Regions from separate parts of the Homo sapiens genome. Here region 2 is linked to region 1. A link is an interaction called in ENCODE POLR2A ChIA-PET data of the cell type or tissue named here. Cell type or tissue: K562. All regions are shown on one strand. Each heading gives the region's core, and the rest is flanking DNA. Links, peaks and the distances in the headings are about the cores only.

Region 1 (12,293 bases), core at 4,883-7,382:
ACATAACTAATGAATTAGGTAACAGAAAATACAATGCCTGGTTTTCGAGCTCAGCATACTTGAGAGTGGTACACATAACACAAGAGTAAGAAAGGTTTCCCAAAAATGTTAATAATAATTGAAGACATCTTTGGACTTTTTTCCTCTCATTCAAATGTAAAAAATGATCCTAAGAAGCTGAAACCATGATACAGGGATTCTAGAATTATGCCAGCCCATCTCTAAAGCAACTGGAGTCATTTGAGTCAAAAGAATGTTCGGCTAGGCATGGTAGCTCACACCTGTAATCACAGCAGTTTGGGAGGCCAAGGCGGATGGACTGCTGGAGGCCAGGAGTTTGAGACCAGCCTGGGCAACATGATGAAACCCCATCTCTACAAAAAAAAGAAATAGAAAAATTAGCTAGGTGTGGTGGCACACGCCTGTAATCTCAGCTACTCAGGAGGCTGAAGCAGGAGGATTACTTGAGCCTGGGAGGCAGAGGTTGCAATGAGCTGAGATCATGCTATTGCACTCCAGCCTAAGTGACAGAGCAAGTTCTGTCTCAAAAAAAAAAAGGAGAATGATCTAGGATAAAGTCTACAGTCTATTTTCTGATTGTTAGAGCCTTATAAGCGAATTTATCCTCATTCTTCAAAAACACCAATGGGCTGTGTTCAACACAGAAGGAAAGTAAGAGTTCCTCTTTCCCTTAGCAGTATCGTTTTGTTTCTCCGAAAACAGCTCTCCCAAACCATAGGTTCCAAAGGGAGTCTTGCATCTACATTACCAGCTGTGCTTGTCCCCACTTCTATACATTTTACAGCCATAAGCGTCTGCACACAAACATATTCATGAGTCCCATGAAGGCAGGAACTGTCCCTTCTTTATCTTTATATGCCCCTTATATATAAGGGTTCAATCATCACTCACTAAATTGGAAACTAGGTAGGCCTCCAACTGGAACAGAATGATCAAAAGAGGAGACAAGAAAGTCTTTACTCTCCCCACTTAAAGACACAAAAGGTTACCCTGAGGTAATTATTTCTATTTTTCATTGTATAAACAGTATTTTGTTTTATTATTCCTAACTAAAGTTGGGCATTGTAAAAGAGAGAAATTCAAACTACTACCTTATATAAAAACTTCTAAACTGACTATATTGGCGCTCAACAAAGTCTGCAAATAGCTATTCAAATCAGCCACTTCTCCAGGGTCGTCACTGCTCCCTACAGTCTTACAGTGGCTGCTCCCTGCCCTGGCACCAGCCCGCCCCACCCCTTTTTCTCCCTTCACCCCCAAAAACTCCTGAGCTAGATCCAAGCTGGTGGTAGGCCTGACACGATGTCCTCCTAATCCTCATCAGATCACATAGAAAAATCATTGCTTAGGTACCACATTTTAGGAGGGGCACTGCCAAGCCTGGGTAGGTGAAGACACAGCAATGAGCTCAGAAGACATCCCCGACACAGGATGGCTGACAGCTCTGGAGAGAGGTGATATGCAATTGTAGAAAGTCATATTTCTTGCAATCTTAGAGGAATAAAGGAGTTTTGTTGTTGTTTAGGTAAAAAGCCTTCGGCCTGAGCTGCCTCTCCCGAGCTCCAATTCCTCAGATTCCCATTTAACATCCTTGAACTTCAATTTCTTTAGTAAGGAATAATTATACCTCACCATCAGGTGGTTATATCCTCACAACAATCAAAAGCTAAGTAAGTGTGAATTATACAAGAGGTTGAAAAAACCTTACTAGATACCTCACGCAATCACTGGTAGAATGATGATCTTGTAGGGGTGGTGGCAGGAGGGTGGGAAGACACAGACGCATGATGATAAGGTTTGGATATTTGTCTCCTCCAGATCTCATGTAAGAATGTGATCCCCAACGTTGGAAGCAAGGCCTAGTATGAGGTGTTTGGGTCATGGGGGTGGATCCCTCATGAATGGCACGGTGATGAGTGAGTTCTCACTCTACTAGTTCACTCAAGAGCTGGTTGTTTAACAGAGCCTGGCACCTCTTCCTCTTTCTTGCCCTTCCTCTCACATGTGACATGCCTGCTCTCCGTCACCTTCTGCCAGGAGTAAAAGCTCTCTGAGGCCTCTCCAGAAGCCAAGCAGACACTCATGCCATGCTTGTACAGCCTACAGCACCGTGAGCCAATTAAACTTCTTTTCTTAATAAATCACCCAGTCTCAGGTATTCCTTTACAACAATGTAAATGGACTAAGACACATGTTAATACAGAAGACTGGGAGAAGCCCTATCAGAAGCCAACAATGTGCCAGGAGAGAGGGCAAGGCAGTCCCAACCAGGAGTCAAAAGCTAATCAGTAAGCTCAGTACACACGACAGCCCGTTAATCCTCATCAACACTTTGTAGGTAGGTATTGTTGCTCCATGTTACTAATGAGAAAACTGAGGCTTAGAAAAATAAAAGTCTAACAGCCAGTAGAGAGGTAGACCTCAGATTTTAAGAACATACACTTGCTGTCTGCCAATCCAGGAAGGACTAAACTGGAAAGAGCTCATCTTCGAGAACTTATAATGTATAAAACGTCAACCTAAATTTTTTTGTTGTTATTAATATTTTAGTGCTTAGAAAAAGAACTGTTCCTACATGAAACAGTAATTCTTACAATATTGTTTAGCAAGTAATCTTAACTTTGAACAAGAACGTTTAAAAATAAATATATTGTTGGGTGAGCAGGAAAATCACTTTAAAATGTTGTAGAATAATCTTCCAATATTGTTCCTTTCACCCATCCCTCAAACTACACTAATGAACATTTTTTTTCTCCCAGTATTTGCTCTTTCTCAGCAATGCAAACATAATTTTCATGACTGTTTTCCATTATGACACATACTGTACATTTCCAACGACATAAATGACGTTCGATGATTTTTTTTCCCATCTCTAGCTCTCTGCTGGTCAATTAGTCTATCAACTAACACATATTTATCTCAACATCTGAGACACATAAGGAGTATCTTCATTCCAGATCACTGATAGTAACCTGAGAAGGAAAGAACGACCTACAATTAACGGTTCAAACTCTAGCATACAAAGTTAAAATACTGATTAAGGCCAGACGTGGCAGCTCCCGTGTGTAATCCCAGAATTTTGGGAGGCCGAGGTAGACGGATCATTTGAGGTCAGGAGTTTGAGACCAGCCTGGCCAACATGGTAAAACCCCGCCTCTACTAAAAATACAAAAAAAAAAAAAAAAAAAAAAAATTAGCTGGGCATTGTGGCAGGCACCTGTAATCCCAGCTACTTGGGAGGCTGAGGCAGCAGAATCACTTGAACCTGGGAGGTGGAGGTTGCAGTGAGCCGAGATTGCACCACTGCAATCCAGTCTGGGTGACAGAGTGAGACTCCATCTCAAATAAATAAATAAATTAAATTAAATACCAGTTAAATACCAGTACCCACACTTGAGTCCACGAGTTTGAAACCAGCCTGGGCAACACAGCATGATCCCATCTCAAAAAAAAAAAAACAAAAAAAAAAACAAACCAGTATCCATAGTTAAGTGCCAGTTAAAAGACTTACATGTTCTTGAAAATACAAATGAGGATGTGAAGCTGTTATCTCTAAGGAAAACCACCAAAATTAACAGCAAATAGCCAGAAAACCATGTAGAGAAGCATGTAATTTTGTTATGGAGCAGAAGACAAGGGATCATTAAAGCACTTAAGCTATTTTATAATAGACTCCTCACTTACGTTTTTCGTCATCAGCATGCACCAGAGATGCTGCCCTGGACAAAACATCCAATGGCGTCTCCATTCCTGGTTGGAGCCTAAGAGGAAAAAATAAAAGGGGAAAAAATAATTTAAACAGAATTCAAAAGACTCTTAGAATCCTAGTCATTAACAGAATGAGTCCTCAACCAAATGCAAATCATTCTTCTAAGGATGAAATTCTTCCCACATGAGGAAACAGAATGGGCTTGGTTCAGGGAGAGAGAAAAGGGTTAAACTCCATTTAGTCTACTAAGCTAAACTTTGCCAACTACAGGAAGCAGCTGATGTAGGAACTAAAAGAAGGGATATTGTGAATATTCATGCCCATGTTATTTGGTGCTTATGTTTATGTGCATGCATAACATGCCTGTATAAACATGCCCAATAAAAGAAAGGTTTTCAGAACAACGGCTGCTCTATGAACACAGCATCACTACCAGTGAGGTGGTGCAGCTTAACACACGCCACGTACTCATGGAAAGCTGTGTGAGAAACCCACTGGTAGGTTAATTGATATTTTAAGTCCAATAAGAATCTTTATGTTAAAACGTCATGTTTTGTATAATGGTATATTATATAATCACCACCTATCATCAATTTATCTAGCATCATGTTTTTTAATAAGACTGGATTTTTATTGTTGTTTCCTTAAATTACAGCATACTATAAAAGCTAAAACAGCAAAAGATTTAAAGCTCGAGGAAAGCCCTGGAAAACCAGAATGCTTTTTACCCAGTTTCCCTTTTCTGGGTTATTTAAACACACACACAGTTACTGGCACACACACCCTACTAGCTCACCAGCTGAGAAAAACAACTCCTTAACTGTACCACTTTACAGACACTTGGAATTTATTCAGCATTCTTCAACACTTATGGAGTACCTACTACGTATGCACCGGTCACAACATGTGGCAGACCAGCTTTTCTTTGTAATATTCATACCTCAGGCCTCCAAAGAAACACTGATCCACGAGGCATGGTAGCTCACGCCTGTAATCCCAGCACTTTGGGAGGCCAAGGCGGGCAGATCACTTGAGGTCAGGAGTTCAAGACTAGCCTGGCGAACATGGTGAAACCCCATCTCTATTAAAATTACAAAAAATTAGGTCGGGCGTGGTGGCTCACGCCTGTAATCCCAGCACTTTGGGAGGCCGAGGCGGGCAGGTAACCTGAGGTCGGGAGTTTGAGACCAGCCTGAACAACATGGAGAAAACCCATCTCTACTACAAATACAAAAAAATTAGCCGGGTATGGTGGCCCATGCTTGTAATCCCAGCTACTCAAGAGGCTCAGGCAGGAAGATCGCTTGTACCCGGGAGGCAGAGGTTGCGGTGAGCCGAGATCGAGCCATTGCACTCCAGCCTGGGCAACAAAAGGGAAACTCCGTCTCAAAAAAAAAAAAAAAAAAAAAAGAAAAAAAGAAAAGAAAAGAAAGAAACATAGATCCCTGATCATGCAATATGACTTCATTCAGTAAACGTTAAATATCTACAAGGAGCTCCAGGCGGGAAAAATAAACAAAGCCCAGTAGCTGCCTTCGAGGAGCTTTCAATCTGCACGGGAGGCAGGCCACCGAGACATCTAGTTTAAGGCAGCATTCTTCCAAAGCATTCTGCACTGGGTGTTCATATTTTGTAAGAAAAAAACGTTTTTCTATGGTAAATAAGTTTGAGGAAGCCTGGAGTAAACCAAGCTAAGCAGCGTATTTTCCTCCCCGTGCCTTTAATCTCCCGTTGTGGGGACAGAAAGCCCTGTACACGCGAAACCTCGTAGACGTCATGAGCCATTTTCAACCCAAAACGCATCTCAGGGAACATCTGGGGAAAATACTGGGTTAGGGCAAAATGTGCAAAGCGTCAAAACAGTGCTAGAAACAAAGTCCTACAGAAATAACAGATGAATTCTGAAAGGCTTTGTGAAGAAAACAGAACTTGAGCGGAGGCTTTGAAGAACGAATATAAAAGTTCCTCCCCCAGAAGGGAAGAACAGAAGCAGAATCGGTTTAACAACACGCTGCCCAAATCGCCTACAAGAGTAAAATGGGGACAGAAAGTAAGCGACAAGGTTGGAAATTTAGATTGGGACCACATCGTGAAAGGACTGAGGGCTTCGATGGGACCGCGGCTTGACACGCATTAAGGAGCCACTGAAAACTCCATCTAAGCAGAAAAGCGGCTTAGTCATCCATGCGTTCTGGGCAAGTTATCCTGGCCGCACCACGTGGAACGGAGTAGATAGAGCTCGGGAAGCTGAGCGCAGGGCGGACAACGGGAAGGCCAGAGCCGTGGGCAAGCACGCGGAGGGCAGCGAGGGGCACTGGCACCGGAGCCGCGGGGAGGCAGGAAAACGCAGAGGCGGAGCTCACTGAGCTTGGCAGGCAGAGAGAGGAGGGGAGGGCCACGGAAGACTAAGAGTGGCAGGGAGGCAACGACCTCCTAACACACGCACATGTCTTCTTTTTCAGAGAGGATGGGTAAAAGCAGCGGTCTAAGAGGGAAAACCTAACAGTGCTCACATTCCTGATCTTCTTTGTAAAAACAGAAAAGACCATCTCCTAAGAGGAAGGATTTGTGAACTTGTTCAACAATGGAGAAAACCAACAAGAACTTGGAACTGACTAACAGAAAAAAGTCTGCTGAACTCCCAAGAACTAGGTAATATTCTCTTCACCCAAGCCAGCTTCCTATTCAGGAAAGATCTGGGTTTAAAGTCTTGTGATTTGGTCGAGACCATCCTGGCTAACACAGTGAAACCCCGTCTCTACTAAAAACACAAAAAATTAGCCAGGCGCGGTGGCGGGCACCGTAGTCCCAGCTACTGGGGAGGCTGAGGCAGGAGAATGGCATGAACCCGCGAGGCGGAGCTTGCAGTGAGCTGAGATCGCGCCACTGCACTCCAGCCTGGGCGACAGAGCGAGACTCCGTCTCAAAAAAAAAAAAAAAAAGATCTTGTGATTTGGGGTAGTAACTGCTGATAAGCATCCTACTTTGCAATAATACAGCATTTAGACTCATAATTCTCTAAATTAATTTTACCCCATTAAGTTGAAGGACAATGCTTTCAAAATTCTAGACCTAAATAGATTAATACATACCTTAGGTTATATAAAGTATGCACAGAAACAAAATATCAAAGCATAAAAGTATCAAATGACATAAGGTAGACCCAGAATTCTAGCATAGCGGAATATTAGACATTTAAGTTTATACAGATGCTATGAAATCCTAAACCCCCAAGCAACTTACATTCAAAGTAGGTAGATAAGATAATGGGTATTAAAGGTTCATCCACAAGGCACCTGCCATCTGCTGCAACCTTATTAATGAAATCAACCAATGTTTATTACACAATTATTCTAAGCTCAGCAAAGTGCCCAGAAAAGGTTAAGGAGAAACAGAAGATAGATCTCTGCTTTCAAGGAGTCACGCTCTTGTTCGGAAACTAAATTTTATAAGATAGGATAATGACAGGCAAAATCAAAAAGAGGATAAACAAAGACTAAATATTATTTAAAACTAAAATGGGTACAGTGTCATAAAAGAGATCAATGTCAGCTAACGTGTTTGCCTTGTGCACATCTATTTTTTGTTTGGGGGTGGTTTGTGGATGCGTGTGTGTTTCAAAAAGCCACTTGGAAAATTTCCTTCCCCGGTTGCCCTGCCCCAGGCAGTCACTCTCCTCTCTGGCCTCCCTCACCTTCCTGGATCGCACTGTGTTTCTGTATACTTCCTAGGTGCAAGGACCCTGTCTTATCCCCAGTGCAGTCATCCTGAGTCAACAACAGTCTGAGAAAAGGCACAGGGGCAGGAATGAGCACCTGGGACAGGTGGCCAGACCTGACTAGCTAGAACTGAAAATCCACGTTAGGAAGCAGCAGAAGCTAAATTCAGGTGAGCCTGATGCGGGTGGCCTTAGGAAAGAGCTGACAGCTGGCCTTCAGGTTGATACTTAATGTCACAGGCAACAGGCAGTTGTCATCATCTGTCCCTGAGCTGGCCCGTGACATGATGTTCACACTATTTTAGTTTAGAAGTTCCATGCGTCTAGGCATGTGGCTCACGCCTATAGTCCCAGCACTTTAGGAGGCTGAAGCAGAATAATTGCTTGAGCTCAGCAGTTGGAGAACAGCCTGGGCAACATAGTGAGACCCCATTTCTAAAAAAAAAAAAAAATTTAAATAAAAAATGAGCTGGAAGTGGTGGCATGGGCCTATGGTCCCAGCTACTCAGGGAGCTGAGGTGGGAGGATCACTTGACCATGGAGGGTTGAGGCTGCAGTGAGCCGTAATTGCACCACTGCACTCCAGCCTGGGCAACAGAGCCAGACCCTGCCTCAAAAAAAAAAAAAAAAAAAAAAAAAGACGAAGAAGTTCTGTGTAGGATGGTTTGACTGGAGAGGGTGACTCCAGAAGTTACTGGAGGTGGATGAGTTAAGAGGCTTCTGTAGGAAGCAGGTGCAAGATAAGGACAATACAGCTGGGACATGAGGGACGGGGACCAAGCATTATCTAGCCATGGAAGAACAAAGCAAAGGTGGAAGATAACAGTTATTAAAAAAAAAAAAAATGGTCTTCCAGGTGGGTGTGGTGGCTCAGCCATGTAATCCCAGTGCTCTGAGAGGCCAAGGCAGGAGGATCGCTTGAGCCCGGGAGTTCCAGACCAGCCTGAGCAACACAGAAATTTGGAAATTTACTCATTTCTACAAAAGATTAAAAAATTAGCCGGGCATAGGGACGTATACCTATAGTCCCAGCTACTCGGGAGGCTGAGGTGGGAGGCTCCCTTGAAGCCAGGAGGTCGATGCTGCAGTGAGCTATGATCACACCACTGCACTCCAGCCTGAGTGACAGGGTGAGACCCCATCTGTAAAAAACAAACAAAAAGTCTTCTGCATTTTATGTCTTATATACATCCTATCCACAGCACTAAATAAACCCAATAAAACATATTGATAATGTGGGAGGAAAAACCATGGCTACAGTATTAGATGGAGGATCACACCACATTGACAGGCAAATCAGCATCATGATTATTTCAGCATCAAATTAGCATCAGGATTAATATGAATCCAGGTAAACCACTTCCAATCTATGTAACCCTGGGAAATGACAACCTCTGTGTGTCTATTTCCTCATCTGGAAAATGGAGATATTAATATTACCTCCCTCATACGGTTTTCTGAGAAGTGAATGGGCCTTATAGGTATTGAAATAATTATTTGCCAAAACTTATGCAAATATATTGAATAAATCACAAATGACAGTAAATGTACTGAAAATGACAGGGCACTGTCCACTACTTTAGCTAGCGTGGTCTGGGAAGATTTCGCTGAAGAGAAGAATGGAAGTTGAGACCTAAAGAATGAGAAGAATTAGACCCAGAAAGAGCAGGGAGGGTGGGAAAAGGTGGGAGACAGCAGCACATGCTGAGACCAACACACAAAAAAGCTGGGCAGGTGATGTGGGGGGCGGCCAGGGTGGCTGCCCTGAAGTCAGCAAAAGGGAGGCCTGAGGTGGGCAGCACAGGGCCAGGTCACGTGTGCCTGGAGGGCCTGCAACACCGATATTTTATTTTAAGTCCGTGAAAAGTCCTGGAATGGCCCGAAAAGCTTCAAGCAAGGAAGTGACAAGTTTATTTTATTTCCTTTATGAGCCACAAATTATCCTCTACCTTACACAAAAAATTATGCTGCATCTGAAAAACAAATCTAGGTCTATCCCAATAATGTCTTATTTCTGTGGTAGTTTTGCATTAGGATATAGTGATAACCAAAAATAATCCATTGAGGACCAGGCATGGTGGCTCACACCTGTAATCCCAGCACTTTGGGAGGCTGAGGTGGGCAGATCACTTGAGGGTGGGGGTTCGAGACTAGCCTGGACAACATGGTGAAACTCAGTCTCTACTAAAAACACAAAAACTAGCCAGGCATGGTGGTGATGGCACCGGTAATCCCAGCTACTCAGGAGGCTGAGGCAGAACTGCTTGAACCCGGGAGACGGGGGTTGCAGTGAGCCGAGATTGGGAAAGTGCACTCCAGCCTGGGCAACAGAGTAAGATTCCATCTCAAAAATAATAATAATAATAATCCATTGAAATGCTGACACCTGGAACATAACAACATTTAAGTGAGTGGAGTGTGGCTCTAGAAAAAGATACAGAGGGCCAGGTGCAGTGGCTCATGCCTGTAATCCCAGTACTTTGGGAGGCCAAGGTGGGCGGATCACAAGGTCAGGAGTTCAAGACGAGCCTGGCCAACATAGAGAAACCCCGTCTCTTCTAAAAATATAAGAAATTAGCCAGGCATGGTAGCAGGCACCTGTAATCCCAGCTACTCGGGAGGCTGAGGCAGGAGAATAGCTTGAACCTGAGAGGCGGAGGTTGCAGTGAGCCGAGATTGCACCATTGCACTCCAGCCCAGGGAACAGTGCAAGACTCCGTCTAAAAAAAAAAAAAAAAAAAAAAAAACAGATACAAAGTACACTGTGTGCTCCACTGCACTGCAAACCAGTTTCTGGTCTATCTATTCACCTTTTTCGTGGTTGTCAAATGTGAAGTTAATTCATCATGAATAGACATATATTTTGTTGTTGTGGATTTTTTTTTTTCAGGTAATGGTCATATATTTTCTCTGCCAGTCCACATGCCTTTCCTCACACTCCCTTAGCCTCAATTCATATGTTCTTCCAAATAACTAAAGGTTGAGAATTAGGGAACAAGAGGTATCGATTTTAAAGCTACAAAAACTTAGGGGCACTCAGTGCTAACGGCAAGCTCAGCTATAAATCTGACAGCCATTTTTTGGCCTTCCACAAAGAACTGTCCCTTTTTAGTCAACAAGGGGACATGAGTACCTATCTTGGTGTGTTAGTCCATTTTGTGTCACTATAAAGTAATACCTGAGGCTGCGTAATTTATAAGAAAAGAGGTTTAACTGGCTCACAGTAGACTGTATAAGCATGGTGCCAGCATCTGCTCAGCTTCTGGTGAGACCTCAGGAAGCTTCCAATCATAATGGAAGGCAAAGCAGAAGCCAGCACATGACATGGCAAGGGCAGGAGCAAAAGAGGCAAGAAGGTGCCACATTCTTTTCAACAACCAGATCTCCCATGAACTACCAGAGAACTCACGCATCACCAAGGGGATGGCACTAAACCATTCATGAGGGATCGCTCCCATGATCCAACCTCTCCCACCAGGACCCACCTCCAACATTGAGGATCACATTTCCACATAACATTTGGAGGGGACAAACATCCAAACCAAATCACTTGGGAACAGCACTGTGGGGTATATTAGATTATATTGTTTTTCAAGCAATGGAACACAACTCCAAAATATGTTATGGAAGTTTTCCAAGAAGATTTGCACAATAAAAGCTACAGCACCAGGCATGTTCACTCCATGTCTGTCCCATGGCAGTGGCTAGATATGATATACTTTAGGTAAGAGTACGAGAACATGGAGCAACTACCTTGTCTAGATGTGGAGGCCAGGGGGGTGAGCATCGGAGGAATCACATTCAAACTGCCAGGTGTTCCTGCCACACACAGTAACAGGGCCAAAAGTCAGAAACAGACAGACATCACTATCCTTAAACACCTGATGGCCTCTCCAACTTCCAGATGCACACAATAAAATACCCTAATTCCTGTTGGCCCTGTTCCTTCATGAGTCCAAACTCTGGCCTCCCCAGGACCACTCCCTGAGCTAAAACCAATTTGGTTTCAGCTAATAATATACAATGGTAGGACAAACCCAAAAGTATGAACTATCACACCATGGCATGGGGTGTACTTCTTGGCCATCAAGAATTTAGAGATGTGGCTGGGCACCGTGGCTCATGCATATAATTCCAGCACTTTGAGAGGCTGAGGCAGGCAGATCACTTGAGGTCAGGAGTTCGAAACCAGTCTGGCCAACATGGTGAAACCCCGTCTCTACTAAAAATACAAAAATTAGCTGGGCGTGGTGGTGAGCACCTGTAATCCCAGCTACTCAGGAGGCTGAGGCAGGAGAATCACTCGAACCCGGGAGGCGGAGTTTGCAGTAAGCTGAGATCGCACCATAGCACTCAGCCTGAGCAACAGAGTGAGACTCCATCTCAAAAAAAAAAAAGAATTTAGAGGTGGCTGGGCACAATGGCTCATGCCTGTAATTCCAGCACTTTGGGAGGCCGAGGTGGGCAGATTACCTGGGCCCAGGAGTTTGAGACCAGCCTGGGCAACATGGCAAAACCTCATCTCAACAAAAAATACAAAAATTGGCCAGTCGTGGTGGTTCACCCCTGTAATCCCAGCACTTTGGGAGGCTGAGGCGGGCAGATCACAAGGTAAGGAGATCGAGACCATCCCGGCTAACATGGTGAAACCCCATCCCGGCTAACATGGTGAAACCCCATCTCGACTAAAAGTACAAAAAATTAGCCAGGCATGGTGGCAGGCACCTGTGGTCCCAGCTACTCGGGAGGCTGAGGAGGCAGAAGAATGGCGTGAACCCGGGAGGCAGAGCTTGCAGTGAGCCGAGGTTGCGCCACTGCACCCTAGCCTGGGCTCCATCTCAAAAA
Region 2 (7,977 bases), core at 5,263-7,762, 480 kb before region 1:
TCCGTTTCTCAGTATATACCCGAAAGAATTGAAAGCAGGGTCTTGAAGAGACGTCTATATACACCCATGTTCATAGCAGCATTATTCACAGCAGCCGAAGAGTGGAAGCAGCCAGTGTCCATCAGAGGATGAATGGATACACAAAATGTGGCGTATTCATACAATAAAATATTATTCAGCATCCAAAAGAAAGGAAATCCTGTGATATGCTACAGCGTGGATGAAACCTGAGGACGTTATGCTAAGATAAATCAGCCAGTCACAAAAGGGCACGTAGTATATGAATCTGCCTATATGAGGTCCCTGGCGTACTCAAACTCATGGAGACAGAAAGTGGAGACCAGGTGCAGTGGCTCATGCCTGTAATCCAAGCACTTTGGGAGACCGAGGCAGGTGGATCTCTTGAGGTCAAGAGTTCAAGACCAGTCTGGGTAACATACTGAAATCCCGTCTGTACTAAAAATACAAAAACTTAGCTGGACATGCTGGCATGTGCCTGTGATCCCAGCTACTTGGGAGGCTGAGGCAGGAGAATCACTTGAAGCCAGGAGGTGGAGGTTGCAGGGAGCCGAGGTTGTACCACTGCACACCAGCCTGGGTGACAAAGCTAGATTCTGTCTCAAAAAAAAAAGACCAAAAAACAGGCCGGGTGTGGTGGCTCATGCCTGTAATCCCAGCACTTTGGGAGGCCGAGGCGGGCAGATTGCCTGAGCTCAGGAGTTCAAAAGCAGCCTGGGCAACACGGTGAAACTCCATCTCTACTAAAAATACAAAAAAATTAGCCAGGCTTGGTGAGGTACGCCTGTAGTCCCAGCTACTCAGGAGGCTGAGGCAGCAGAATTGCTTGAACCCAGGAGGCGGAGGTTACAGTGAGCCAAGATTGCGCCACTGCACCCCAGCCTGGGCAACAGAGGGAGAGTCCGTCTCCAAAAACAAACACACAAACAAACAAAACCAAAAAAAAAAAAACAGAAAGAAAAACAAAGTGGGGCCAGGCGCAGTGGCTCACACCTGTAATCCCAGCCCTTTGGAGGGCTGAGGCAGGCGGATCACCTGAGGTCAGGAGTTCAAGACCAGCCTGGCCAACATAGTGAAACCCTGTCTCTACAAAAATACAAAAATTATCCCGGCATGATGGCAGGTGCCTGTAATCTCAGCTACTCAGGAGGCTGAGGCAGGAGAATCACTTGAACCCGGCAGGCGGAGGTTGCAGTGAGCCGAGATGGCGCCATTGCACTCCAGCTTGGGTGACAGAGCGAGACTTGGTCTCAAAAAAAAAGAAAAAGGAAGTGGAATGGTGAGTGCCAGGGGTTGAGGGAGGGAGAAATGGAGAGTTGTTCAGTAAATATAGAGTTTCAGTTTTACAAGATAAAGAGAGTTCTGGAGATTGGTTGCACAACAATATGAATGTACTTAACATTGCTGATCTGTACACTTTAAAATGGTTAAAATGGTAAATTCTGTATTATATATATTTTACACAATTAGAATTTTTAAGAGAACAGAGGAATAGATATAGGTATTAAGTATAACAGCTGCTAAGATTATTAGAAAATGAGACAAACAGACATTATATACCACCTAGAGAAGCCAAGCCCCACCTGCAGTCTGACCAAAGGGATCAATCCTGAGCCTGAGCCAGTCTCTGGATTCAGCTGGCAATTCACAGGACGATCACAGGACAGAGCAGTGTGTTGAACAGAACCTCGAGTGTGCAGTCAGCAATGTCAGGCCAAGGGAGATGCAACAGTCAAACTTCCAGATTCTTTCAAGGAAAAAGTATAAGGAAATAAAAGGATGAATGAGGAACTCACAAATTTAAAAAGAATTAAAAGGCAGCAAATTTTTCAAATGATCAAGAATGTAGTATCTAGGTATGTACATTTGAGTAAGAAAACAATTTTAAGGCCAGGCGCGGTGGCTCACGCCTGTAATCCCAGCACTTTGGGAGGCCAAGGCGGGTGGATCACAAGGTCAGGAGTTCGAGACCAGCCTGGCCAATATGGTGAAACCCCGTCTCTGTTAAAAATACAAAAAAAATTAGCCAGGCGTGGTGGCAGGTGCCTGTAGTCCCAGCTACTCAGGAGGCTGAGGCAGGAGAATAGCTTGAACCCGGGAGGCGGAGCTTGCAGTGAGCTGAGATTGTGCTACCGCACTCCAACCTAGGCAACAGAGTGAGACTCCATCTCAAAAAAAAAAAAAAAAAAAATTAAAAGACACAAGAGTGATTCCTTAAAAGTCAGGACAGTGGTTTCTTGTGGGGGCCATGGGTGGGATGGGACACATATGAGGAGCACACAGCAAAGTTCTCTTTCTCATTTATTTATTTATTCTTGAGATGGAGGCTTGCTCTGTCGCCCAGACTGGAGTGCAGTGGCATGATCTCGGCTCACTGCAGCCTCCACCTCCCAAGTTCAAGTGATTCTCCTGCCTCAGTCTCCTGAGTAGCTGGGATTATAGCGTGGGCCACCACGCCCAGCTAATTTTTTGTATTTTTCATAGAGATGGGGTTTCACCATGTTGCCCAGGCTGGTCTCAAACTCCTGACCTCAGGTGATCTGCCCGCCTCGGCCTCCCAAAGTGCTGGGATTACAGGCGTGAGCCACTGTGCCCAGCCTTGTTTATTTACTTATTTATTTATTTATTTTTGGAGACAGAGTCTTGCTCTGTTGCCCAGGCTGGAGTGCCGTGGCGTGATCTCGGCTCACTGCAACCTCCACCTCCTAGGTTCAAGCAATTTTCCTGCCTCAGCCTCTGAGTAGCTGGGATTACAGGCATAAGCTACCATGCCCAGCTAATTTTTTGTATTTTTAGTAGAGACAGGGTTTCACTATGTTGGCCAGGCTGGTCTTGAACTCCTGACCTCGTGATCCACCCACCTCAGCCTCTTAAAGTGCTGGGATTACAGGAGTGAGCGACCGCGCCTGGCCTAAATTTTCTTATAAATTCATATTGCCATGTCTAAATACCTCAGGGAGCAGTGACTCCAGAAAACCATACAAACCTAGCACATGAATTAATGGATTATTATAAGAATTCTGGAGATGGATGGTGGCGATGAGTTCATGGTTGCGTGGTTGTGAATGTAGTTAGTATCATTGAACTGTGCATGTAAAATGGTTAAAGTGGTAAGTGTTTTAGTGTAGGTATTTTGCCACAGTTAAAAATAAATAGGCTGGGCACGGTGGCTCATGCCTGTAATCCCAGCACTTTGGGAGGCCGAGGCGGGCGGAGCACGAGGTCAGGAGTTCAAAACCAGCCTGGCCAACATAGTGAAACCCCCGTCTCTACTAAAAATACAAAAATTAGCTGGGAATGGTGGTGTGTGCCTGCAGTCCTAGCTACTTGGGAGGCTGAAGCAGGAGAATCGCTTGGACCCGGGAGGTGGAGCTTGCAGTGAACTGAGTTTATGCCACTGCACTCCAGCTCGGGCAATAAGAGTTGAGACTTCATCTCAAAAAAAAAAAAAAAAAAAAGGAAAGAAAATTTAATTTAATGTGTAACAATTCAATCAATGCACTGGTATCTGCTGCAAGACACGTCCATTCAGTCTACCCTGAATTCCCAGGAAGATTTCTTCCTAAGATGACCTTAAATTGACAAATCCTTTAATGTTAGACCTTGTCAAAATGCTTTAAGGAGCTGTTTAGTTTCTTTCTTATTTATTTTAATTGTGGTAACTTAATGTGTTGTTTTTTTTTTTTTTTTTTTTACAATAAATTTTTCTGAAAAAGGAAGGAAGTATTGGCTACAAACAGAGTAGTCACGCAGACCAAGGTTAAAATCCAGATTCTGCCTTTTGTTAGCTCCGTGACTTTTGGCAAATTACTTAAGCTCTCTAAGACTCAATTAGTAATCTGGAAAAGTAATTGTAATAGTAATTACCTCCTAGCATTGTGGTGGGACTTTAATAAAACAATACCTATCAATCCCCTAACACCACGCCTGGCCTGGGGTAACTGCTATATATGTTAGTTGTTTCGTTCCAAAAAGAATTGGACCTGGGTCTAAGAAACCCCAAGTGCCACTGTCAGCTCCAACCCTGACTTGCTGTATAGTCTTGGTAAAGCCGCCTGTCTCTGAGGCCGGTTACCTCATCACTGTCCTGAGAATCCCTGTCCTCTGTGAGAACAGTACTGCTGAGGTGCAGTGTCCTGTTTGTTGGTATGCAAGGGGCTTAGGAATGAGGCTGCCGGTGCTTGGGTTTCCTACAACCCAGTGCAGAGCCTGCAGCCACTCCAGCAGGCAACTAGCAAGAGGCGGTGTGGAGCTGCAGGGCTGCCCATGCACACCGGCAGGTGAAAATGCACCTTAGACACACAGCTGAGACGGTAAATTGGTTTCCGTCATCCTGTGCAGGGAAGATCATGCTGGTTTTACCCTTCTTGTTGGGCTGCCTCTTGTAAACCTTGTTTGCCCTCCTTTATCGGGCTGCGCTGAACTTAAAGAACAGACAAGTTGAGGTTCATTATAGCAACCCCAGGGAAGGGTGGCCTACCTCTCAAAGATTCACTTTTTCCCCCTGCATTTCTCTGTTTTATATAAGTAAAATAATAATGTACACATTATTTTGCTGCATTTCATGATTTTATGATTGTTCTATGTCAATAACAAAAAAAGAAAACCAATCACAGAGACAGTCAGTTTTATTCAGAATCCTGCTTCCCCAGGGGCATAAAAGAGACGAATCCCCAATTCTTTAACTGAGATGAGAAGGAGAAATCAAGTTCAATGTTAAATAGACTCTCTGGAGTCACTACCCCCAAAGTATCTGGGCGTGGGAATATGAGTTTATAAGAAAATTTGGTTTAAAGTGTAACAACTCAATCAATGCTGTCTACCACAAGACACCTCCATTCAGTCTACCATGAATTCCCAGGAGGATTTCTTCTTAAGATGCCCTTAAGTTGACAAATCCTTTAATGTTAGACCTTGTCAAAGTGCTTTAAGGAGCTGTTTAGTTTCTCATTTATTTATTTATTTTTAATTGTGGTAAAATATCTGTAACACGGGGCCAGGTGCAGTGGCTCATGCCTATAATCCTAGCACTTTGGGAGGCCGAGGTGGGTGGATTGCCTGGGCTCAGGAGTTTAAGACCAGCCTGGGCAACACGGTGAAACCCTGTCTCTACTAAAATACAAAAAAAATTAGCCGGCCATGGCAGCATGCACCTGTAATCCCAGCTACTTGGGAGGCTGAGGCAGGAGAATCGCTTGAACCCAGGAGGCAGAGGTTGCAGTGAGCCGAGATCACGCCATTGCACTCCAGCCTGGGCAACGGAGCGAGACTCCATCTCAAAAAAAAAAAAATGTATATATATATATCCATAATACTTACGAGTTTAACCATTTTATATGCACGGTTCAGTGACACTAACTACATTCACAACCATGCAATCATGTGCCCATCACCACCCATCACCACCATCCACCTCCAGAACTCTTCACTTTGCAAAACTGAAATTCTGTACCCATTAAACACTAACTCCCCTTTCCTCCTTCCCGCAGCCCCCGGCAGCCACCATTCCACTTTTTATCTCTATGAATTTGATGGCTCTAGGGACTTTATATAAGTGGAATCATGCAGTATTTCTCTTTCTCTGATTGGCATATTTTACTTAGCAGAATGTCCTCAAGGTTCATCCAGGTGATACCACGTGCCAGATGCCCTTCCTTTTTTAAGGCTTAAAAATATTCCATGGTATGTGAGGACCACATTCTGTTTCCCCATTCATCTGCTGATGGACATGTGGGTTGCTTCCACCTTCTGGTTATTGTGAATAATGCTGCTATGAACATGAGTATATCAGTTTCTCTTTAAAAGTGTCCAGTAATCCTTTATTCCAGTGATGGTGTAGTTGTTCAGATTGTACAGGGGAGCATCTCGGCTAGATACCAGTAGTCACTTAATAGCTCTCTTGAACACCCACAGTCAGGAACTGGGTAAATAGCAAGGTGGCAGGAGGCACAGGACGGGGTGGGAGTGAGGGTGGGTGCAGCCACAGCTGGAAGTGTGCACAGCTGGAACTTCCCAGCATTGAGCAGGTCCTCATGGGAACAATTTATGAAAACTATGATTATTTTTCCATTTCCTAGACTCTGTGATTGTTTTCACAAGAAGCTAAGTGGTTTCTGTGTGATTATATATCCCAGGTGTTGTGTGGAATTTTAACTCAAATACCAAAATCTAGGGCGATTTGCCTATCACGCATCCATTTATTCCACTTCCTCCAGCAAGTTCACAGCACTATGTAAAATGCTTAGAACCAGTGGAGGTTTTTGTGAGTTCTGGAAAACAAGAGGAGGGAAAAATCAATGGAGAAAAGCAGGAGTGAAGCAGATAGCCACTGAGAAGAAGAAGATGGCAGGCTGACGGGAAAGTACAGCGGCCGAGTGTCTGCTGGCGAGCTGTGCGTCAGGGCCCACTTGCACAAATAGTAAGGCAGAACTAGTGGCCCCCTAGACCCAGGGGGCGTTTAGAGGTCCTGGGAAACATAAACTCTCCATCCTAAGACAACACTACACCCTCCCACTCCTAATCAAGGCCCTTACATTCCACCATTCAAGCGCATTAAATAATAGTTGTCCAAATGTGTGGTAAAGGATTTTCTCTTTTCAGAGCCACTCTTTTAAAATGCAGACGCTCCAGCCGGGCGCGGTGGCTCACGCCTGTAATCCTAGCACTTTGGGAGGCCAAGGCAGGCGGATCATGAGGTCAAGAGATCAAGACTATCCTGGCCAACATGGTGAAACCCCACCTCTACTAAAAATACAAAAATTAGCTGGGCATGGTGGCGCGTGCCTGTAGTCCCAGCTACTCAGGAAGCTGCGGCAGGAGAATCGCTTGAATCCAGGAGGCAGAGGTTGCAGTGAGTCGAGATCGCACCATCACACTCCAGCCTGGCGACAAAGCGAGACTTCGTCTCAAAAAAAAAAAAAAAAAAAAAAAAAAAAGTCCAGGCACAGTGGCTCATGCCTGTAATCCCAGCACTTTGGGAGACTGAGGCAGGTGGACCACAAGGTTAGGAGATCGAGACCATCCTGGCTAACATGGTGAAACCCCATCTCTACTAAAAATACAAAAAAAAAAAATCAGCCGGGGGTGGTGGCGGGCGCCTGTAGTCCCAGCCACTCGAGAGGCTGAGGCAGGAGCATGGTGTGAACCCAGGAGGCGGAGCTTGCAGTGAGCAGAGATGGCGCCACTGCGCTCCAGCCTGGGCGACAGAGCGAGACTCCATCTCAAAAAAAAAAAATGTGGACGCTCCTTACAGAGCTCTCCGAATTTCAACACCCTTTAGAGTTCCTCCAGCTTGACTGTTCTCTAGCTGCTCTGAGGGGCCTCTGGGGAGTGTGGGGCAAAGAGGGGGAGTCAAGTAGACAGGGCTCTGGGTTCCCCCACTCCACTCCAGCTACAGCAGCAAGCTGCTTCTGTCTTATATAAATTGTTACATAAACCAGTAGTTGCGCTACCAAGAAAAGGGGGAAAGGGAAATGTTTGAAAAATCCCTAATCTTGAGCAACCCCCTTGTTTAACAGAGGAGGCCTGGAGAAGTTGAGAGAAGGGTTCAGCGTCACACAGCAAATTCATTCAACAAATATTTTCTACTGTGCCAAACACACAGTAAACAAAGATGAGCACACAAATCCTTGCCCTGAAGACTGGGCCCTTCTCTCCAGGATGACTCTTCCGCAGCCTTGAGGGGACACAGAGGGCACTGTCAGCAAGGAGGAGGATGGCCTTTCCCCATGACATGTTCCAGCCACATCATCCTGACACCCCAAATATGATTGAGGCCATCTCTCCTGTGCATGCAAAAGAGAACACACATTTGTTCTCTTTAGTGTATTGTGCCTCAACCATCTCATTTCACTCTTTCTGAAGCCGTGCAATGTGCATGCCTACCATGTGCCAAGCAGTTCTAGCATGTGAGGCTGAATAAGACGTGGCCTCTGCTCCCATGGATCTTCCAGCCAAACA

The links. ChIA-PET counts read pairs that join two places held together with the same protein. Peaks named below come from ENCODE experiments on the same cell type or tissue, not always from the same donor. Only the 100,000 strongest peaks of a DNase experiment are listed, where the experiment ranks them.
Region 2: POLR2A ChIA-PET joins it to region 1 with 8 read pairs; 3 of 35 experiments call an interaction of 5 or more read pairs at or near these places.

Annotation. Positions count from the first base shown.
Region 1 is chr3:11,699,266-11,711,558 of GRCh38, forward strand. It overlaps a transcript of VGLL4 not described here. Among named protein-coding and RNA genes, the nearest start is that of VGLL4, 61 kb to the left of the region's middle. RefSeq lists a silencer at 5,930-6,224. In K562, for the core only: no CTCF peak of the experiment used is centred there; a DNase peak (open chromatin) is centred at 5,926; H3K4me3 peaks cover 546 bases; H3K27me3 peaks cover 2,018 bases.
Region 2 is chr3:11,216,259-11,224,235 of GRCh38, forward strand. All of the region lies in intron 1 of HRH1 (histamine receptor H1), which reads left to right. LOC102723663 (a long non-coding RNA gene) reads right to left here. Exons shown (of 4, transcript XR_001740596.2): 2 at 1,602-1,765. Among named protein-coding and RNA genes, the nearest start is that of ATG7, 52 kb to the right of the region's middle. In K562, for the core only: a CTCF peak has its summit at 5,750 (motif pointing left); no DNase peak of the experiment used is centred there; H3K27me3 peaks cover 716 bases.